Linked DNA regions of Homo sapiens: region 2 is linked to region 1. Evidence: read pairs that join two places in POLR2A ChIA-PET (ENCODE). Cell type or tissue: PC-9. All regions are shown on one strand. Each heading gives the region's core, and the rest is flanking DNA. Links, peaks and the distances in the headings are about the cores only.

Evidence for each region. ChIA-PET counts read pairs that join two places held together with the same protein. Peaks named below come from ENCODE experiments on the same cell type or tissue, not always from the same donor. Only the 100,000 strongest peaks of a DNase experiment are listed, where the experiment ranks them.
Region 2: POLR2A ChIA-PET joins it to region 1 with 14 read pairs; 2 of 35 experiments call an interaction of 5 or more read pairs at or near these places.

Annotation. Positions count from the first base shown.
Region 1 is chr19:47,517,146-47,527,326 of GRCh38, forward strand. ZNF541 (zinc finger protein 541) reads right to left here. Exons shown (of 17, transcript NM_001277075.3): 15 at 4,709-4,849; 16 at 4,334-4,509; 17 at 3,545-4,232. The coding sequence ends at 4,079. Among named protein-coding and RNA genes, the nearest start is that of NAPA, 7.2 kb to the left of the region's middle. RefSeq lists a silencer at 1,067-1,361. In PC-9, for the core only: no CTCF peak of the experiment used is centred there; no DNase peak of the experiment used is centred there.
Region 2 is chr19:47,785,722-47,795,902 of GRCh38, forward strand. It overlaps the pseudogene RPL23AP80. Among named protein-coding and RNA genes, the nearest start is that of SELENOW, 12 kb to the left of the region's middle. In PC-9, for the core only: CTCF peaks have their summits at 3,289, 4,751 and 4,951; DNase peaks (open chromatin) are centred at 4,330 and 4,790; H3K4me3 peaks cover 575 bases; H3K27ac peaks cover 1,056 bases.

The DNA.
Region 1 (10,181 bases), core at 1,167-9,166:
CAAGAGGGAGACTCCGTCTCAAACAAATAACACTGTCAAGTCATCAAAACAAGGAAAGCCTGAGAAACCATCACAGCCAAGGAGACGTGACTGCTAAATGTAATGTCTTACCTTCGGTGGGATCCTGGAACAGAAGGGCATTGAGTTAAAAAACCAAGGAAATTGGCCGGGTGCGGTGGCTCATACCTGTAATCCCACCACTTTGAGAGGCTGAGGCGGGTGGATCACCTGAGGTCAGGAGTTCCAGACCAGCCTGGCTAACATGGAGAAACACTGTCTCTACTAAAAATACAAACATTAGCTGGGCCTGGTGGAGGGCGCCTATAGTCCCAGCTACTCAGGAAGCTGAAGCAGAATTGCTTGAACCCAGGAGGTGGAGGTTGTGGTGAGCCGAGATTGTGCCACTGTGCTACAGCCTGGGTGACAGAGTGAGACTCCATCTCAAAACAAACAAAAACACTAAGGAAATCTAAATAAACTATGAAGTTTAGTTAATAATATTGTGCCATACTGGTTCATACGTGGTAATAAATGTACCATTCTAATATAAGATGTTAATCATAGGGGAAACTGGGGTATGTGGGAATTTTTTTTTGCTGTCATTGCAGTTTTTCTACAAATCTAAAACTATCCTAAAAATCTTCTTTAAATAAAACAGTTTCCAAGGCCGTACCCACAATGGTTCCAATTCTGAGTCTGTGGTGGGTCACAGGAATCTGCATTTTTAAAAAACAGAACCCTATATAATTAGGATGCAGCCAGACCTGGTGGTTCATGCCTGTAATCCCAACACTCTGGGAGACCAAGGCGGGAGGACCGCTTGAGCCTAGGAGTTAAGGACCAACCTAGGCAAAAAGCAAGATCCTATCTCCACAAAATTAAAAAAATTTTAATTACTCCTTGGGAGGCTGAGGTGGGAGGATTGTTTGACCCCAGGAGTTTGAGGCTGCAGTGAGCTATGACTGTGCCACTGCACTCCAACCGGGACAACAGAGTGAGACCCTGTCTCATCTCAAAAAAAAAAAAAAGTAAAATTAGGATGCAGATAATCCCGGGACCACAGTTTGAGAAACCGCTATTATCTAGGGGGTTGGCTGAGCCGAGCAAGGCATAAGAAGCCTTCCCCCAACTCTCTTCATACATGAATAGACTTGCCTGGACCACCTACTTGTGGTTGCCACTGTGTCCTGACCACAGAGCAGGTGGGGGTGAGCCTGGATTACCACAAGCGGTTTTGGTTCCATGTCTGTCAAAGCAACACTATGTAAAAGCTTCTGTTTAAGCTGTTCCATTTCAGGGTAATTTGTCATGCAGCAACAGATAATATAACCCCTCAGCCTTTTCAACCAGGGAATTTTTTTCCATTTCCAGAGTTCATTGGATTTATTTAGGATGGGATCCAAACAATATTAGCAATCACATGAGAGCTTGTTAACTAGTAGCCATTCAGTTCTTATGGTGCACCCTCCCAAGTGCTTAATTTACATTTTATTTCTATTTATTTATTTATTTTGACATGGAGTCTTGCTCTGTTGCCCAGGCTGGAGTGCAGTGGCACGATCTCTGCTCACTGCAACCTCTGCCTCTGGATTCAAGCAATTCTTGTGCCTTAGCCACCCAAGTAGCTGGGATTACAGTCATGTACCACCACACCTGGCTAATTTTGTATTTTATATTTTTAGTAGAGATGGGGTTTCACCATGTTGGCCAGGCTGGTCTCGAGCTCCTGACCTCAAGTGATCCGCCCACCTTGGACTTCCAAAGTGCTGGCATTACAGGCGTAAGCCACCACGCCTGGCCATAATTTACATTTTATTTAACTGATAGGTTGCGGGGGTTGAGGAGGGGCAATTTTCATCCCATTTTACAGATTGAGAAAACTGAGGCTCCCACAGGGAAAGTGATTCGCCCTAGTTTACAAGGAGGTAAGAGGAGCCAGGATGGAATTGAGGTTCATCTCACACCTGAACCCTTTCCCTTAACTGCAGTGTTCCAACTGCTTCAAACTCAGCGTCCACCTCTGCCCCACTCCCAGCCAATCTTTAAGCCTTAGCTGATAGGTGGGCCCTCTGTGAAACCTTCTCACGCTGCCGTCTACTTTCCCAGCTCTTCAGAACACGGCTCACCCTATCATAGACACGATCACACCCTGATGCAATCAATCCTCTGCAGTCAATTCCCCATCTGAGCTAATGGCATCAACTACAGCTGCTCAGGCTCAAACCTGCCCTGCTGGCCTTGATCTGTCCTTTCCTTGACCACCTCCCACTGATGTGTGAGCCACTGACAACTCTGTCGCCCAGGCTGGAGTGCAGTGGCGCGATCTTGGCCCACTGCAACCTCCACCTCCCAGGTTCAAGTGATTCTCCTGCCTCAGCCTCCTGAGTAACTGGGACTACAGGTGTTCACCATCATGCCTGGCTAATTTTTTTGCATTTTTAGTAGAGACGGAGTTTCACCATGTTGGCCAGGCTGGTCTCAAACTCCTGACCTCAAATGATCCACCTACCTTGACCTCCCAAAGTGCTGGGATTACAGGTGTGAGCCACTGCGGAGCCTACCTTTCTTTTCTTTCTTTCTTTCTGATGGAGTCTTCCTCTACCAGGCCGAAATGCAGTGACGCAATCTCGGTTCACTGCAATCTCCACCTCCCAGGTTCAAGCGATTTTCCTACCTCAGCCTCCCAAGTCACTGGGATTATAGTCATGTGGCACCACACCCAGCTAATTTTTGTATTTTTAGGAGAAATGGGGTTTCACCATGTTGGCCACAATGGTCTTGATCTCTTGACCTCATGATCCGCCCGCCTTGGCCTCCCAAAGTGCTGGGATTAGTGGAGAGAGCCACTGCACCTGGCCATGGAGCTGCATCTTGAGTGGTCTAGGCTAACTGTGGTCATTTCCCTTCTCACTAACAGGGATCAGTTTAGAAGCGAACACAGGCTCAATGAGACATACGGGCATCTGCTGGGAGCTGTTAAAAGTTTTCCTCACTCTTAAAAAGGGAGGCAGGGAGGGGGGCTGTTTTCTCTTCTTTCCCCCGCCGCCCGCCCCCTGCCGGTCTGGATTTTGGTTCGAGGTTATTCTCGCCTCTGCTGGAGCCCTCGTTCTGCCCCTGCCCCTGCCCCTGCCAGGGGTCCCTGATTTCAAGGCTGAGCCCCTACTGGGACAGCCAAACTCCATGATTGTTTAAATCAACACCAACTCTTCTGTTACAGTCAAAAGCATTTCCAGTACCATGACCTAAAATCACCTTGTTTGCTTATTACTGCTACCTTCCTGCTCCTACAAGAGAAGGTCCGTGAGGAAAAGGGCCTCTCTTGCTTCACTATCCCTGTTGTACGGATTGGCAACGTCCAGTGCATTCTACAGCAGGTGCTTCGTAGATGTTTGCTGAATGAATGTCCAAATCAACATGCCCGTGTTCTCCCCAAGGCCCCCAGCCCCCAGGGCAGGCCACAGCTGACTCACCTCCTGCCCTTAGCACGTGGTGGGGTTCCTAAGCCTTTATTGGATCAATAGGCAGGGAAGTCAAAGACAGCAGCTCAAGAACCCAATTTAATCAGATTTACGAGTTGACATGTACAAAAAACACCGAACAATGCAGAATTCATCGCAAGACTAGGGACTGAATCTGGAAGGTAGAGTCCCCGCCCCAGGGAGGGGCCCAGCGTGTTGGAGATCTCAAGGTTTTTTCCCACTGATTCTCTAAGTCTTGGCCTTATCTAACACATGAAACCAAACCCCACAACTGAGGCTAAGATTTAAGAGCTACCCAGAGCTAAATTTTCCCCTCCCCAAGCCTCCCTGCTCTAGAAGTGGAAGGGAAAGAAGGGGAGAGACTATGAACCTAAGGAGAGTGGAGCCTCCAGCACCACCGGACAGGGACTGCATAGCTGTCCGACAACTGAGCTCCTCCTGCCTATCTGTGGCCAAATGCCCTCCATGTTTGCAGGCAGGTTGGCCAACAGGGGACAGGGAGGGTGGGGGGAGGCAGAGGGGTGCCCCAAACGCCCTGGAGAGGCCGAAGGGAGGAGGGGCAGCACTGGAGGCCCCATTCGGACTTGCTGCCACGGGAGTCACCACTGCAGGGGGCCGATGTCAGCTCCCAGCTCCTCTTCCTTTAGCTGGAAGGGCTTCACTGGCCACTTCACCCTGATGATGGGCTCCACGTGGTCCTGAAGGCGGTGCCGCTTCATATGGGCATTTCGACTCTTGATCTTGTCAAACACCCTGAGGAGTCACCAGAGGACATGGGGTCAGAGCAGGGAGGAAGGGATCACAGGGGCTGAGGCTGGGAGCCCTGGGAGTGTTTCCAGGAGAAAGCTGGGTACCTTTCACACTCTCTGCATGGAAAAATGCCCTGGCTCTCTGCACTTCCCAACAGCTCGGGGGTCCGCTTGGAGCCTGCATTTGGGCTGGAGCTGAGGATGGACTCCCTCCTATAACTCTTGGTCTTTAACTTGGGAGTTGGATGGTGGCTGGGTCTCTCCCGAGGGCTGCATGGGACCTGCAGAGGGAGCAAAAGTGACATAAGGGTGCTGACCTGTCCTGCTGTAAGAGAGACACAGAGCTGGGGGCATACGTGTCTCCTGCAGGAAAACCCTTCCATCAGGAGCACCCCCGCCCTCTGACCCCACCGTCCAACTCAACGGGTAGCAGGCACTGGGAGGAGAGAAGAGCTCCCGACACAGCCCTGGTTCCTCTACCTTTTCCTCTGTCCTTTCCACTTCCTCCGGCTCTCTCTTGACCCTCTTTTCTAGCCCTGGGGCTCGGCCACAGTCAAACTTGATCATTTTTTTCCAGATGTAATAATACTCAACGCACTGAGCTACCGTCTTTGTCTGGATCTAGTGAAAGAAAACAAGCAGGCTGTGGCTGTGCCACGCGGGCCCTGGGAGTGTGACCTTGCCATTGGGCCGGCCGCCTCCTTTGGAAAGCCCTCCGGAAGCACCTCTTCCTTTGGCTTGGCGTTACCACTCACCACAAAGGCACAGGACCACAAAATCCTTCCTGGGGACGAGGGCGTTCAAACTGGAGCCACATAGTAGCCACCAGTACCTAAGCCTGCACACTCTGAGCAGCCATTCCAGCTCAGGAATTCTTTCCTAAGGAAGATGGGCACAAAGGTTGCACCAGGGATGCCAACTGTGACATCATGCTAATAAATCGGAATGCTCTCTGCAGGCAGAATACCACACAGACATTACAACAGCTAGGCAGAGCCTCTAAAGTCTTGGCAGGAAGTGACCCACTCTAGAAGAAGGGGAGGTTTTGAGTGCACAGTGTGAACCTAGGGGATTATTTTCCCGTTCCTCCACTAAGAAAGGATCCCACTAAAAATAACTTCTGTTAAAAACAAAAGGGAAGCTGGGCTTGGTGGCTCACGCCTGTAATCCCAGCACTTTGAGAGGCTGAGGCAGGAGGACGACTTGAGGTCAGGAGTTCAAGACCAGCCTGGGCAACATAGCAAGACCCCATCTCTACAGAATTTTTAAAAAATTAGCCAGTCATGGTGGTGCATGCCTGTGGTCCCAGCTACTTAAGATGCTGAGGCGAGATGATCGCTTGAGCCCAGGTGTTCAAGGCTGCAGTGAGCCTTTTTTTTTTTTTTTTTTTTGAGACAGAATCTCGCTCTGTCGCCCAGGCTGGAGTGCAATGGCACGATCTTGGCTCACTGCAACCTCCGCCTCCCGGGTCCAAGTGATTCTCCTGCCTCAGCCTCCTGAGTAGCTGGGATTATAGGTACCCTCCATCATGCCCACCTAATTTTTGTATCTTTGTAGAGACAGGGTTTCACCATGTTGGCCAGGCTGGTCTTGAACTCCTGACCTCAGGTGATCTGCCTGCCCCGACCTCCCAAAGTGCTGGGATTACAGGCCTGAACCACCGCACCCGGCCAGCAGTGAGCTATGATAGTGTCACGGTACTCCAGAGCGAGTATCTTTTTTTTTTTTCACTGCAACCTCCACCTCCCAGGTTCAAGCAATTCCTCTGCCTCAGCCTCCCGAGTAGCTGGGACTATAGGCGCGCACCACCATGCCCAGCTATTTTTTTGTGTTTTTAGTAGAGACGGGGTTTCACCTTATTGGCCAGGCTGGTCTCGAACTCCTGACCTTGTGATCTACCTGCCTCAGCCTCCTAAAGTGCTGGCATTACAGGCGTGAGCCACCGCGCCCGGCGAGCGTCTCTTTTAAAAAAAAAAAAAAAAAAAAAAAGGAAAAGTTTAATTGCTCTAGGAAGAAAATTTCTTGGGAAATTAAATCGGCTATTGAGCGAACTCCAGAAAAGACATTCTCCACCCAAATGTTTTTCAGCTTTGTGAGTATTCACAAACGAGGAGTCAAAACAGCACAAACTCTGCCTAAGAGACATCACTAAGTTTAAAAAAAAGTTGGACTTCTGCTTCTGAACAAGATGGAGCAACAGAACCAGATTTACCCTCTCGTCCAAAACAATGAAAACACAGAGTCAAAATATAAACAATGTTTGGCAAGACACCAGGCGTCATTCAACAAAGGGCAGTGAACCCTGACAGGAAGCAAGCTGCCACCGCTCCAGCTTATCAACTTGTGTTTCCAGGCCACCACCCAGGCAGGGGCAATTTAGGCAGAACCCAGCAGGACTTAGGGAGCTGAGGTGGAGCACAGTGCCTCCGGAGACCACGGCGGTAGAGCCCACAGGACAGAGGATGGGAGAGGAGAGAGCTACACACAGAACATTCCAGAGATGGGGAGCAAATTTCCCCCAAGAACTCACCCAAAGACTGCCCAGCACATGCATGGGAAGAGACCAGCCAAAGCTGGGCAAAGAGCCATCCAAAAGGATGAGAGGGGAAAGTGTGTGCTGCTCCTACAGGGCCAGGAAGAGTGCCCGTTCCCACAGCCAGAGTGGGAAATTTTATGATGCAGGGGGCACTGGGTAGGGCAGTGACACAGTCTTGCCTCAGTAAGGAGAAATAATCAGCCTTAGAGAAGAGCTATGCTGGTCCCATCTAAAAAATCTAAAACTGAACCTAAAAGTAACTGTGTCCCAGAACAAAACTCAAGAATATTTACAAGGCTGCAAAAATATCCAGCATCCAACAGCTAACATTCACAATGCCCGTGATCTGGTGAAAATCACCATGCACGCAAAGACGCAGGATAACACGGCACATCAGGAGGAGAAAACCCAATGTATCAAAGTCAACCCACCAGAGACACAGGTGTTAGAATGAGCAGGGAAGGACATGAAAGGTTACCATAACTGTTTAATATATGTTCAAAGAGTTATGCCAGAGGCCAGGCGCGGTGGCTCACTTGAAATCCCAGCACTTTGGGAGGCCGAGGCAGGAGGATCACCTGAGGTCAGGAGTTTGAGACCACCCTGGCCAACATGGGGAAACCCCATCTCTACTAAAAATACAAAAAATTTAGCCGGGTGTGGTGGCACGCACCTGTAATCCCAGCTACTCAGGAGGCTGAGGCAGCAGAATCGCTTGAACCCAGGAGGTGGAGGTTACAGTGAGCTGAGATCGTACCACTGCACTCCAGACTGGGTGACATAGCGAGACTCTGTCTAAAAAAAAAAAAAAAAAAAGAGTTATACCAGAGCTAGGTGTGATTGCACACACCTGTAGTCCCAGCTACTCAAAGTTGGAGGATCACTTGAGCCCAGGAGGTCAAAGGGTGCAGTGAACTATGATCACACCCCTGTACTCCAGCTTGGGCGACAGAGTGAGATCCTAGATCTTAAAAGAAATAAGAACCAGTAAAACCTTCAAAACACTGCTAAGAGAAATTAAAGATGATGCATAGAGACACAGCCCCTGTTCATGAGTCAGAAACTGAATGTTGTTAGAATGTCAACTCTCCTTGGCTGGGTGCGGTGGCTCACGCCTGTAATCCCAGCACTTTGGGAGGCTGAGGCAGGTAGATCACCTGAGGTCAGGAGTTCAAGATCAGCCTGGCCAACATGGTGAAACCCTGTCTCTACTAAAAATACAAAAATTAGCCAGGTGTGGTTGTGCGCACCTGTAATCCCAGCTACTCGGGAGGCTGAGGTACGAGAATCGCTTGAACCCGGGAGGTGGACGTTGCAGTGAGTGAAGAGCGCGCCACTGCACTCCAGCCTGGGCAACGAGAGTGAAACTCTGTCTCCAAAAAAAAAAAAAAGTCAACTCTCCTCAATTGGCCTATAGAGCCAATGCAGTACCAATCAAAATCCTAGCAGGTTTTTTGTTTTGTTTTGTTTTGTTTTTTTTGGTAAAAATGGATAAGCTACTTAGAAAGTTCATATGGTAATACATGATCTTAAGACTTAGAAAGCTACAGTAGTAAAAACAGTATGGTATTACATTTTTTTGTCTTTTCAACAAAAGGTACAAATGAATATCCACATGCAAAAAATGAACTTTAACTCATACTTTACACCATATACAAAAATTAACACAAACTGAATTGTAAACCTAATTGTAAAACCTAAAACTATAAAACTTCTAGAGAAGGCCGGGCAAGGTGGCTCACGCCTGTAATCCCAGCACTTTGGGAGGCCGAGGCGGGCAGATCACGAGGTCAGGAGATAGAGACCATCCTGGTTAACACGGTGAAACCCCGTCTCTACTAAAAATACAAAAAATTAGGCGGGCATGGTGGTGGCATGTGCCTGTAGTCGCAGCTACTCGGGAGGCTGAGGCAGGAGAATGGCATGAACCTGGAAGGCGTAGCTTGCAGTGAGCCAAGATCTCGCCACTGCACTCCAGTCTGGGCGACAGAGCGAGACTCCGTCTCACAAAAAAAAAAAAAAAAAAAAAAAACTTCTAGAGAAAACAAGGGGAAAATCTTTGTGGTTGGGTTAGGCAAAGAATTCTTAGATACAACACCAAAAGCACAGTCCATAAAAGAAAAATTAATAAATGACTTCATCAAAATGACAAAATTTTTCTTTAAAAGACATTGTTAAGAGATTAAAAAGCTACAGATTGGGAGAAAACATTCACAAAGCATGGATCTGGATAAATGACGTGTCCTGAATCAATAAAGAACTGCTGTAACTCAATAATAAAAACACAGCCGGCTGGGCGCGGTGGCTCACGCCTGTAATCCCAGCACTTTGGGAGGCCAAGGTGGGCAGATCACCTGAGGTTGGGAGTTCGAGACCAGCCTGGTCAACATAGCAAAACCCCGTCCCTACTAAAAATACAAAAATTAGCCAGGCGTGGTAGCAGGCGCCTGTAATCCCAGCTACTCAGGAAGCTAAGGCAGGAGCATCGCTTGAACCTGGGAGGCAGAGGTTGCAGTGAGCATGGATTGCGCCACTGCATTCCAGCCTGGGCAACAGAGTGAGACTCCATCTCAAAAAAAAAAAAAAAAAAAGAAAACACAGACATCTCAATAAAAACATATGCAAGAGATATGAACAGACACCTCACCAAATAAGGCATACAGACAGCAAACAGGCCCATGAAAAGATGCTCAGCATCGTCAGTTGTGAAGGAAACACAATGCGATGCCACCACACTGTCATGAGAATGGCTGGAATTAAAAGGACTGGCCCTACCCAGGGCTAGCGAGTTTGTGGAGCAACTAGAAATCTCTTTTCCTGCCGGTAGGAATGTGAAATGATACAACTACTTTGGAAAATTGTTTGGCGGTTTCTTAAAAAGTTAAGCATACACCTACTAAGTCATTCCATTCCTGGTATTTACTCCTCTAGAAAACAAAGTACATGTCCATACCAAGACTGGTACCTGAATGTTCATAACGAATTTATTTATAGTCATCCCAAACTGGAAACCACTCAAATGTCCACCAACAGGCAAATGATTCTTTAAACCGTGGTACATCCACCCAGTGGAATACTATTCAGCAGTGAAAAGGGGAGACCTATCAATACCTGGAACATGGATGAACTCAAAATCATGATGCTGAGTGTGAGAAAGCTGGACCAAGTAGAGTCCATACTGTGTGACTACTCCATTTATAGCAAACTCTAGGAAATGAAAACGAATTTACAGTGCCCTGGCAGATCAGTGCTGACTGAGGACAGGGGGTGCAATGGGGAGTGATTACTATGTGGCAGGAGGAGATTCAGGGCTGAGGGACATGCTCATTATCTTGACTGTGGTGATGGTTTCCCAGGTATAGTATCAATATGTCAAAACTTAGCAAATCTTATTATACTGCAATTATGTGCAATTTT
Region 2 (10,181 bases), core at 679-8,678, 270 kb after region 1:
CTTGAGGCCAAGAGTTCAAGACCAGCCTGGGCAACATGGTGAAACCCCACCTCTACTAAAATTAGCCCAAGTGTGGTGGCAGGTGCCTGTAATCCCAGCTACTCGCCACCTGCCACTAGGTTGAGAACCGCTTCAACCTGGGAAGCAGAGGTTGCAGTGAGCTGAGATCGTGCCACTGCACTCCAGCCTGGGCGACACACTGAGACACTGTCTCAAAAAACAAAAAAACCCCAAACCAAATGAACAATAGCAACAAGAAACAAGCCCCCACATGGCTTCATTTCTAATGATTCTGAGGATTTTCTTAGTATGACAGTCCTTTGGTGGTATAGTTCTTTATTTTTTTTCTAAGACAGGTTCTCTGTCACCCAGGCTAGAATGCTGTGGTAGGATCATGGCTCACTGCAGCCTCGACCTCCTGGGCTCAAGTGATCCTCCTGCTTCAGCCTCCTGTGTATCTGGAATCACAGGCACATGCCATCATGCCTGGCTCTTTTTTTTTTTTTTTTTTAGAGATGGGGTCTTGCTATTTTGCCCAGGTGGTCTCAAACTCCTGGCCTCAAGTGATCCTCCTCCTTTGGCCTCCCAAAATGCTGGGATTACAGGCGTGAGCCACGGAGCCTGGCCTGGTGGTGTAGTTCTTTTTTTTTTTTTTTTTTGAGATGGAGTCTCGCTGTGTCGCTGAGGCTGGAGTGTAGTGGCGCGATCTTAGCTCACTGCAACCTCCACCTCCCTGGTTCAAGCAATTCCCCTGCCTCAGCTCCTGAGTAGCTGGGATTACAGGCATATGTCACCACGCCTGGCTAATTTTGTGTGTGTGTGTGTGTGTGTGTGTGTTTTGTTTTTCTTTTTTCAAGTAGAGATGGGGTTTCACCATGTTGGCCAGACTGGTCTCAAACTCCTGACCTCAGGCGATCCCCCCGCCTCGGCCTCCTAAAGTGTTGGAATTACAGGCGTGAGCCACCGCACCGGGCCCTGGTGGTGTAGTTCTAAGCTAGGTAGAGAGAGATCACAGAGAGTGGCATCTGAACATCTGAGACTCAATGGAGGTTGACCGTAATCCCATTTGCCAACTGGTCTCACATTTGGGGTCAGCCCAGTATCAACATCCTCAGCTGTCAGCACTCCACCTGTTAGCCAAGGCACACTGTGGCACCCATTCATCATTTAAATGACACAAGACTTTTCAGTTCTTTGTTTAAGCAAGAATTCTGGCAGGGCTGGGCTAGGTTGGCTTATGCTTCAGTGGGAACCTAAATCTAAACGAACCTAAAGCAGAACGAACCTAAATCTCCATGGATGAACACAGCACATGCAAAGCCCTCTCCAGAGCAACAGTTCTCCTGCTTCTAGTCAGGAATCTAGCGCAATGTTGTCCAATAGAACTTTCTGCACGATGGAATTTTTCTCTTTTTTTGTTTTTTTGAGATGGAGTTTCACTCTTGTTGCCCAGGCTGGAGTGCAATGGTGGGACCTTGGCTCACTGCAACCTCTACCTCCTGGGTTCAAGCAATTGTTCTGCCTCAGTCTCCCAAGTAGCTGAGATTACAGGCGCCTGCCTGTAGCTACCATGCCTGGCTAATTTTTTTTTTAATGTATTTTTAGTAGAGATGGGGTTTTACCACGTTGGCCAGGTTGGTCTCAAACGCCTAACCTCAGGTGGTCCACCCACCTCGGCCTCCCAAAGTGGTGGGATTACAGGCGTGAGCCACCGTGCCGGCTAGCATGATGGAATTTTTCCATATCTGCCCTGCCCAACACCATAGCAACTGACTTCATGTTACTGGTGACAACTTGAAATGTGACACGACCAAGGAACTGAATGATTATATTTGGCCGGGCGCAGTGGCTCACGCCTGGAATCCCAGCACTTTGGGAGGCTAAGCTGGGAGGATCACTTGAGCCCTGGAGTTTGAGACCAGCCTGGGCAACATAGTGAGAACCTGTCTCTACAAAAAATACAAAAAACAGCTGGGCATGGTGGTGCATGCCTGTAATCTCAGCTTCTTGGGAGGCTGAGGTGGGAGGATTGCTTGAGCCCGGGAGGTCGAGGCTGCAGTGATCTGTGATGGCACCACTGCACTCCAGCCTGGGCGACAGAGTGAGTGCCTGTCTCAAAAAAAAAAAAAAAAAGAAAAATAACATTCAACCCATGTAATATGTGGCTAGTTGTTATCGGACTGTGCAATTCTGTTATTCTGTTGCTGCACCTGGCCCCAAAGCAGCTTTAGTAGACAGAGCGGAGACAGCGTAGGCAATCTTGCATTGGCTTTTCTTTTCTCTTTTCTTTCATTTTTTTTTTTGAGACAGAGTCTTGCTCTGTTGCCCAGGCTGGAGTCCAGTGGCATGATCTTGGTTCTCTGCAACCTCCACCTCCGGGGTTCAAGCGATTCTCTTGCCTCAGCCTCCTGACCAGGTGGGACTACAGGCGCACGTCACCACGCCCAGCTAATTTTTGTATTTTTAGTAGAGACGAGGTTTCACCGTGTTGGCCAGGCTGGTCTCAAAGTCTTGACCTGGTGATCCACCCTCCTTGGCCTCCCAAAGTGCTGGATTACAGATGTGAGCCACTGTTCCCGGCCTGCTTTTCTTTTTTTTAAAGAGACGAAGGTATCGCTGTGTCGCCCAGGCTGGAGTGTTAGTGGCATGATCACGGTTCACTGCAGCCTGGAAGTCCTGGGCTCAAGCGATCTTGCCACCTCAGCCTCCGTAGTAGCTGGGACTACAAGCGCACCACCACTTCCAGCTAATTTATTTTTTTTCATTTTGTTGGGGAACTGGGCGAGGATGGGGCAGGGTGGGAGGCCTTGCTATGTTGCTCAGGCTGGTCTCGAACCTGGCCTCAAGCGATCTTTCCCGCTTCGGCCTTCAGAGCAGGCATTGGCTGCTAAAAGCATCAGCCAGGAAGTGATGCGTATCAGCTTTCGTCACAGCCCATTGGCCAGAACCAGTTACGCAGCCCCGCCCACTTTGAGAACCCCTACCACGAAACCCCTGCCTACCTGCAGAACTTGGCTGGGGAACTTAGTCTTCCTGTGTTTAGGAAAGGGATGAGAACTTGAAAACTTGGTGAGCACTACAAATATCTACCAGGGCTCTTATTTTAATCGTACCGTATGCATGAAAACGCCAGCATCGGATTTTGGCGTAATCAAGACAATTCACACCTTCAAAGAATTCAGCCTGACCATCACCCAGCCTGAAAAGGGGAGACACCGTGAATTCCTTTCTAACAGCGACAGCATGTGGCCGCGTCTGAGAACTGCATCTTCTCAGTTCACCTCGGATCACCGCGGAAGACCAGGAATCACTGTGGAATCCCTGTGGGTCACCAGGAATCACTTCCGGTCATCTAGATTTTAGGGTAGTCAAGTGAATCACCATCTTTGAATTGGTGACATGACACTTTCTTTTTAAAACTTAAAAATTAAAATTTAGCCGTGCGCGGTGGCTTACGCCTGTAATCCCAGCGCTTTGGGAGGCCGAAGAGGGCGGATCACGAGGTCAAGAGATCTAGACCAGTCTGGCCAACATGGTGAAACCCCGTCTCTACTAAAAATGCAAAAATGAGCCGGGCGTCGTAGCTCCCAGCTACTCGGGAGGCTGAGGCAGGAGAATCGCTTGAAGTCGGGAGGCGGAGGTTGTAGTGAGCTGAGATCGCGCCACTGCACTCCAGCCTGGGTGAGAGTGAAAAAAAAAAAAAAAATTAAAATTTTTCTAGGTACATAGTAGGTGTATATATTTATGGGGGACATGGGCTATTTTGATACAGGCATCCAATGCATACTAATAACATCAGGGTAAATGAGTTATCTATCCCCTCAAGCATTTAACTTTTGTGTTACAAATAATCCAATTAAACTCTTTTTTTTTCTTTTTTCTTTTTTTGAGACGGAGTCTTGCTCTGTCCCCCATGCTGGAGTGCAGTGGCAAGATCTCGGCTCACCGCAACCTCCGCCTCCTGGGTTCAAGCGATTCTCCTGCCTCAGCCTCCCGAGTAGCTGGGATTACAGGCATGCGCCACCACGCCCGGCTAATTTTTGTATTTTTAGTAGAGATGGGGTTTCACCATGTTGGCCAGGATGGTCTCGATCTCTTGATCTTGTTTATCCGCCCGCTTCGGCCTCCCAAAGTGCTGGGATTACACGCGTTAACCACCGCACTTGGCCTTTTTCTGTATTTTTAGTAGAGGCGGGGTTTCACCATGTTGGCCAGGCTGGCCTCAAATTCCTCACCTCAGGTGATCCACCCACCTCGGCCTCCCAGAGTGCTGGGATTACAGGTGTGAGTCACTGTGCCCGGCCACACAGGCGTGAGCCACACTGCGCCTGGCCAGGAGATTCTTTTTAATTTAGCAGTTTTCAGAATATTAAATTGGAGCCTCAACAACTTTCTCTAGTTTTTTTTTTCTCTCTTTTTTGAGGACCATTGTGAACCAATGGACTTTCATGCATCTGACGTCTTTCAATTCATTGCAGCTCTTCTTTGTAAGCTCAAGTTGTTCAGCCTTTGGTTTCTTTTCTTTTCTTTTAAAAAATATTATTATAGAAACGGGGTCTTGCTATGTTGCCTGGCTGGTCTCGAATTCCTGGGCTCCGGCGATTTGCCCGCTTCGACCTCCCAAAGCAGGAGGGGCTTTTGTTTTATCCAAGCTCTCTGTCCCCGCCCCCTCCCCCAGTAGCCTGTCGGGTGTCTCCTGCCTCCAAATCGGATCTAATTCTCTCTCTGCTCTGCTGAGACTGGCCCTGGCTTAAGAGGACTGGAACACTTGCTACATGGGACCAGGACAGGGTCAGAGAACCAGCGCCGGGGAGACCCAAGGGCCAGGATTGCCACCAGGGGGCAGCAGAGAGGCAGAGTAGCAGAAGGAAGAGGTGGGGGTGCTTCCATCTGACGGCGGGCAGTGGGAGGGCGGGGTGGTGGATGAGGAGGGGATGGTATAGAGGGAACAGTCCTCCCACCCCCACCAGAGTGGGTTAACAGTACTTACATGGTCACTGGATGCGTATTGAAGAATGAGCCCGGGCTCAGTGATTCACGCCTGTAATCTCAACACTGGGAGGTTGAAATGGGAGGGTCTCTGGAGGTCAGGAGTTCGAGACCAGCCTGGGCAATGTGAAAAAACCCCGTTCCTACCAAAAATACAAAAGATTAGCCAGGCGTGGTGGCACGCGCCTGTGGTCCCAGCCACTCGGGAGGCTGAGGTGGGAGGATCCCTTGAGCCCAGGAGGTGGAGGTTACAGTGAGCTGAGATCACACCCATTGCACTCCAGCCTGGGCGACAGAGTGAGACCCTGACTCAAAAAACAAACAAACAGACGAAAAAACAACAACAACAAGATAATTGAAGAAGATGTGGGCCAGGCGAGGTGGCTCACGCCTGTAATCCCAGCACTTTGGGAGGCCAAAGTGGTTGGATCACTGGAGGTCAGGAGTTCAAGACCAGCCTAGCCAACATGGTGAAACCCCGACTCTACTAAAAACACAAAAATGGCATGGTGGTACGTGCCTGTATTCCCAGCTACTTGGGAGGCTGAGGCAGGAGAATTGCTTGAAACTGGGAGGCAGAGGTTGCACTGAGCTGAGATCGCATCACTGCACTCTAGCCCCTGGGTGACAGAGAGACTTCATCCCAAAAAAAAAAAAAAAAAGAGAGAGACTGACAGAAAAAGACCAAGAACATTCTGTATGTGATGCTATTATTAGCTATAATAATGGCAGATATGGTTTGTTGATCACTGACCATAATCAGTGTTAAGATTTACATGATTTGACTCATCTAACCCTTCTCCAAACCCTCCCTTTCACCAAAAAATCTTTCATATTAAAAATTCACAGTTTTTTTTTTTTTTGAGATGGAGTCTCACTCTGTCACCTAGGCTGGAGTGCAGTGGCATGATTTCGGCTCACTGCAACTTCTGCCTCCTGGGTTCGAGAGATTCTCCTGCCTCAGCACCCCAAGTAGCTGAGACTACAGGCACGCACCACCACACTCAGCTAATTTTTTATTTTATATTTATTTATTTTTATTTTATTTTATTTTTTTGAGATGGAGTTCCGCTCTTGCTGCCCAGGTTGGAGTGCAATGGCGCGATTTCTGCTCACTGCAACCTCTGCCTCCCAGGTTCAAGCAATTCTCCTGCCTCAGCTTCCCGAGTAGCTGGGGTTACAGGCATGTGTCACTACGCCCAGCTGATTTTGTATTTTTAGTAGAGACGGGGTTTCTCCATGTTGGTCAGGCTGTTCTCAAACTCCCGACCTCAGGTGATCTGCCCGCCTCGGCCTCCCAAAGTGCTGGGATTACAGGTATGAGCCACCGCACCAGGCCCAATTCACAGAGTTTTAAAACATCAACTTTTAAAGATAGATGCTTTCTTTACATTAGATAAAACACACTTGTCTTAAGTGTTCAGTATAATTGCTTTGATAAATGTATGCAACTGTCTGGGTGCGGTGGCTCATGCCTGTAATCCCAACACTTTGGGAGGCTGAGGCAAGAGTATCACTTGAACCCGAGAGTTCAAGAGCATCCTGGGCAACATAGCAAGACCCTGTCTCTACAAAAAATAAAAAAAAATTGGCTGGGCATGGTGGTGTGCACCTGTAGTCTTAGCTACTTGGGAGGCTGAGGTGGAAGGATCACTTGAGCCTGAGAGCTTAAGGCTGCGGTAAGCCATGTTTGTGCCACTGCACTCCAGCCTGGGTGACACAGTGAGACCCGTCTCAAAAAAGGATCAACAACAACAAAGTATACAACTATGATACCAGCACCCAAACAAGAAGCATCCATCAGCCCCCAAATTTCCCTGGGACCTTTTTGCAGTCATTTTATATTCATTCTCACACCTGCCTGGGCAACCACCAATCTGCTTTCTCTAACTATAGATTACTTCTGTCTCTTCTAGAATTTCATATAAATGAAATAGTATCATATAGAGCTTTCTGTAACTACAGATTATTTCCATATCTTCTAGAATTTCATAGAAATGAAATTGCATCACATACAACCTCTTGTGTCTGGCTTTTTTCACCCAACATAAATGATTTTGAGATTCTTCCATATCACATGTGTATCCACAGCTTGTTCCTTTTCAGTGCTGTGTTATAGTCCATTGTATGGACATACCATAATTTGCTTAACCATTCACTTGGGCTGTTTCTATTTTGGTCTTTTATGAATAAAGTTGTTATGAATATTCTTGTACAAGTCTTCCTGTGGACATATGTTTATTTCTTATTTATTATTTTTCTCGAGACAGGGTCTTGCTTTGTCACTGAGGCTGGACACAAGGCTTGCTGTGTCCTTGTCCTGGGCTCTAGTGATCCTCCCATCTCAGCCTCCTAAGTAGCTGGAATTACAAGTGTGTACCATCATGCTCAGTTAATTTTAATATTTTTATAGAGATGGGGTCTCATTATATTGCCCAGACTGGTCTCAAGCAGTCCTCCTGCCTCAGCCTCCCAAAGTTTTTTTTTTGAGACGGAGTCTTGCTCTGTCACCAGGCTGGAGTGCAGTGGCATGATCTTGGCTCACTGCAACCTCCACCTCCTGGGTTCAAGCAATTCTCCTGCCTCAGCCTCCCAAGTAGCTGGGACTACAGGCATGCACCACTACACCCAGCTAATTTTTGTATTTTTAGTAGAGATGAGGTTTCACCATGTTGGCTAGGATGGTCTCGATCTCTTGACCTTGTGATCCACTCGCCTCGGCCTCCCAAAGTGCTGGGATTTCAGGCGTGAGCCACTGCATGTGGTCCATTTTAGTTTTAATATGCATTTCCCTGATGATTTTTGATGTCATGGGCTTACTGGCCTTTTTGCATATCTTTTTTTTTTTTTTTTTTTTTTTTTGAGACGGGAGGCTGGCTCTGTCACCCAGGCTGGAGTCAGTGGCACGATCTTGGTTCACTGCAACCTCCACCTCCTGGGTTCAACCAATTCTCCAGCCTCAGCCTCTGGAGTAGCCACCACACCTAATTTTTGTATTTTTAGTAGAGACAAGGTTTCACCATGTTGGTCAGGCTGGTCTCGAACTCCTGACCTCAGGTGATCCTCCGGCCTCGGCCTCCCAAAGTGCTGGGATTACAGGCATGAGCCACCGTGCCCAGCTTTTTTTGTATTTTTAGTAGAGACAGGGTTTTGCCATGTTGCCCAGGTGGTCTTGAACTCCTGGGCTCCAGCCATCCTCCTGCCAAAGCCTCTCAAAGCGCTGGAATTACAGGCATGAGCCACTGTGCACAGCCTGGTCTAAGAAATCCTTGCTCACTCCAAGACTGTAAAAATATTCTCCTATGGATGCTTCTAGAAGCTTCCTGGTTGTAGCTTTTCATTTGGAGTGAGGTGGGAGTCAAGGTTTTTTTTGTTTTTGTTTTTGTTTTTTTTTTTTTTTTTTGAGACAGAGTTTTGCTCTTGTTGCCCAGGCTGGAGTGTAATGGCGTGATTTTGGCTCATTGCAACCTCCACCTCCCGGGTTCAAGTGATTCTCCTGCCTCAGCCTCTCGGGTAGCTGGGATTACAGTCATGCACCACCACGCCCGGCTAATTTTTTAGTAGAGATGGGGTTTCTCCATGTTGGTCAGGCTGGTCTCGAACTCCTGACCTCAGGTGATCTGCCCGCCTCAACCTCCCAAAGTACTGGGATTACAGGGGTGAGCCACCGTGCCCAGCCCAGTTTATTTTTATTTATTTACTTTTTTATGGTGAAAAGATATACATATATTGAGAATTAGCCAGCTGGACTCAGTTTAGATGATCCCAATTTTGTTGGCAACATCCAAAGCATTGTAACCAGGAGTCGGTTGAACATGTGACTTCTTCTCTCCGTCAGGCCGAATCAGAGCTTCTTCACAGCCTGTTTGATCTGGTGCTCCTTGGCTTTAACATCTATAATGAAGGCAAGTGTGTTGTTGTCGTCTGTCTTCTTCATGGCGGACTCAGTGGTCGGCGGAAACGTGATGATCGCAGAGTGGCCAAGCTTGTTTCTCCAGGGGGCGCTCTTCTGAGGATATTTGGGCTCCCTCCGGAGTCGCGCTGTCTTGGGCCGCCTGAAGGTGGGTGACCTGCGGATCTTCTCTTCTGTGTGGCTGTGGACGGCTTTCAACACTGCTTTCTTGGCCTTTAAAGCCTTCGGTTTGGCTTGGGCTTTAGGAGAGGCAGGAGCTTCCTTCGCTTTCGGCAGCATCTTGTGAAAAGACAAGGTTAATTTTTGTTTTTGACCTTTTTTTTTTTTTTTTTGAGATGGAGTCTTTGCTGGGCGTGGTGGCTCACGCCTGTAATCCCAGCACTTTGGGAGGCTGAGGTGGGCGGGTCACGAGGTCAGGAGATCAAGACCATCCTGGCTGACACGGTGAAACCCTGTCTCTACTAAAAATACAAAAAATTAGCCGGGTGTGGTGGCGGGCACCTGTAGTCCCAGCTACTCGGGAGGCTGAGGCAGGAGAATGGCGTGAACCCGGGAGGCAGAGGTTGCAGTGAGCCGAGATCGCGCCACTGTACTCCAGCCTGGGCGACAGAGCTAGACTCTGTCTCAAAAATAAAAAAAAAAAATAAAAAAAAATAAAGAGGGAGTCTCTCTCTGTCGCCAGGCTGGAGTGCAGTGTCCTGATCTCGGCTCACTGCAACCTCCGCCTCCCAGGTTCAAGCAATTCTCCTGCCTCAGCCTCCCAAGTAGCTGGGATTACAGGCATGTGCCACCACGCCTGGCTAATTTTTTGTATTTTTAGTAGAGACGGGGTTTCACCATATTGGCCAGGCTGGTCTCGAACTCTTGACCTTGTGATCTGCCCGCCTCAACCTCCCAAACTGCTGGGATTACAGGTGTGAGCCACCGCGCCCGGCCCAGGACCATTTGTTAAACTCCCCATCCTCTCATCAAATTGACTTGATACTTTGTTCAAAACAAGTTGATTGCATATGTGGATCTATTTCTGGATTTTCTCTTTTATTCTACTGATCTCTTTGTTGATCTTTATGCTCATAACACACTTTCTTGACTACTGTAGCTTTATAATAAATCTTGAAATTAGGTAGTATACGTTCTCCAGTTTTGTTCTTTTTCAAGATTATTTGGCTATTCTAAATCTGCATTTCTGTCTAATTTTAGGATCATCTTATCAGTTTTATCAGAAAACTTGACTGAGATTTTGATTGGGATTGCAATGAATTTATAGGCAGATTTGGGG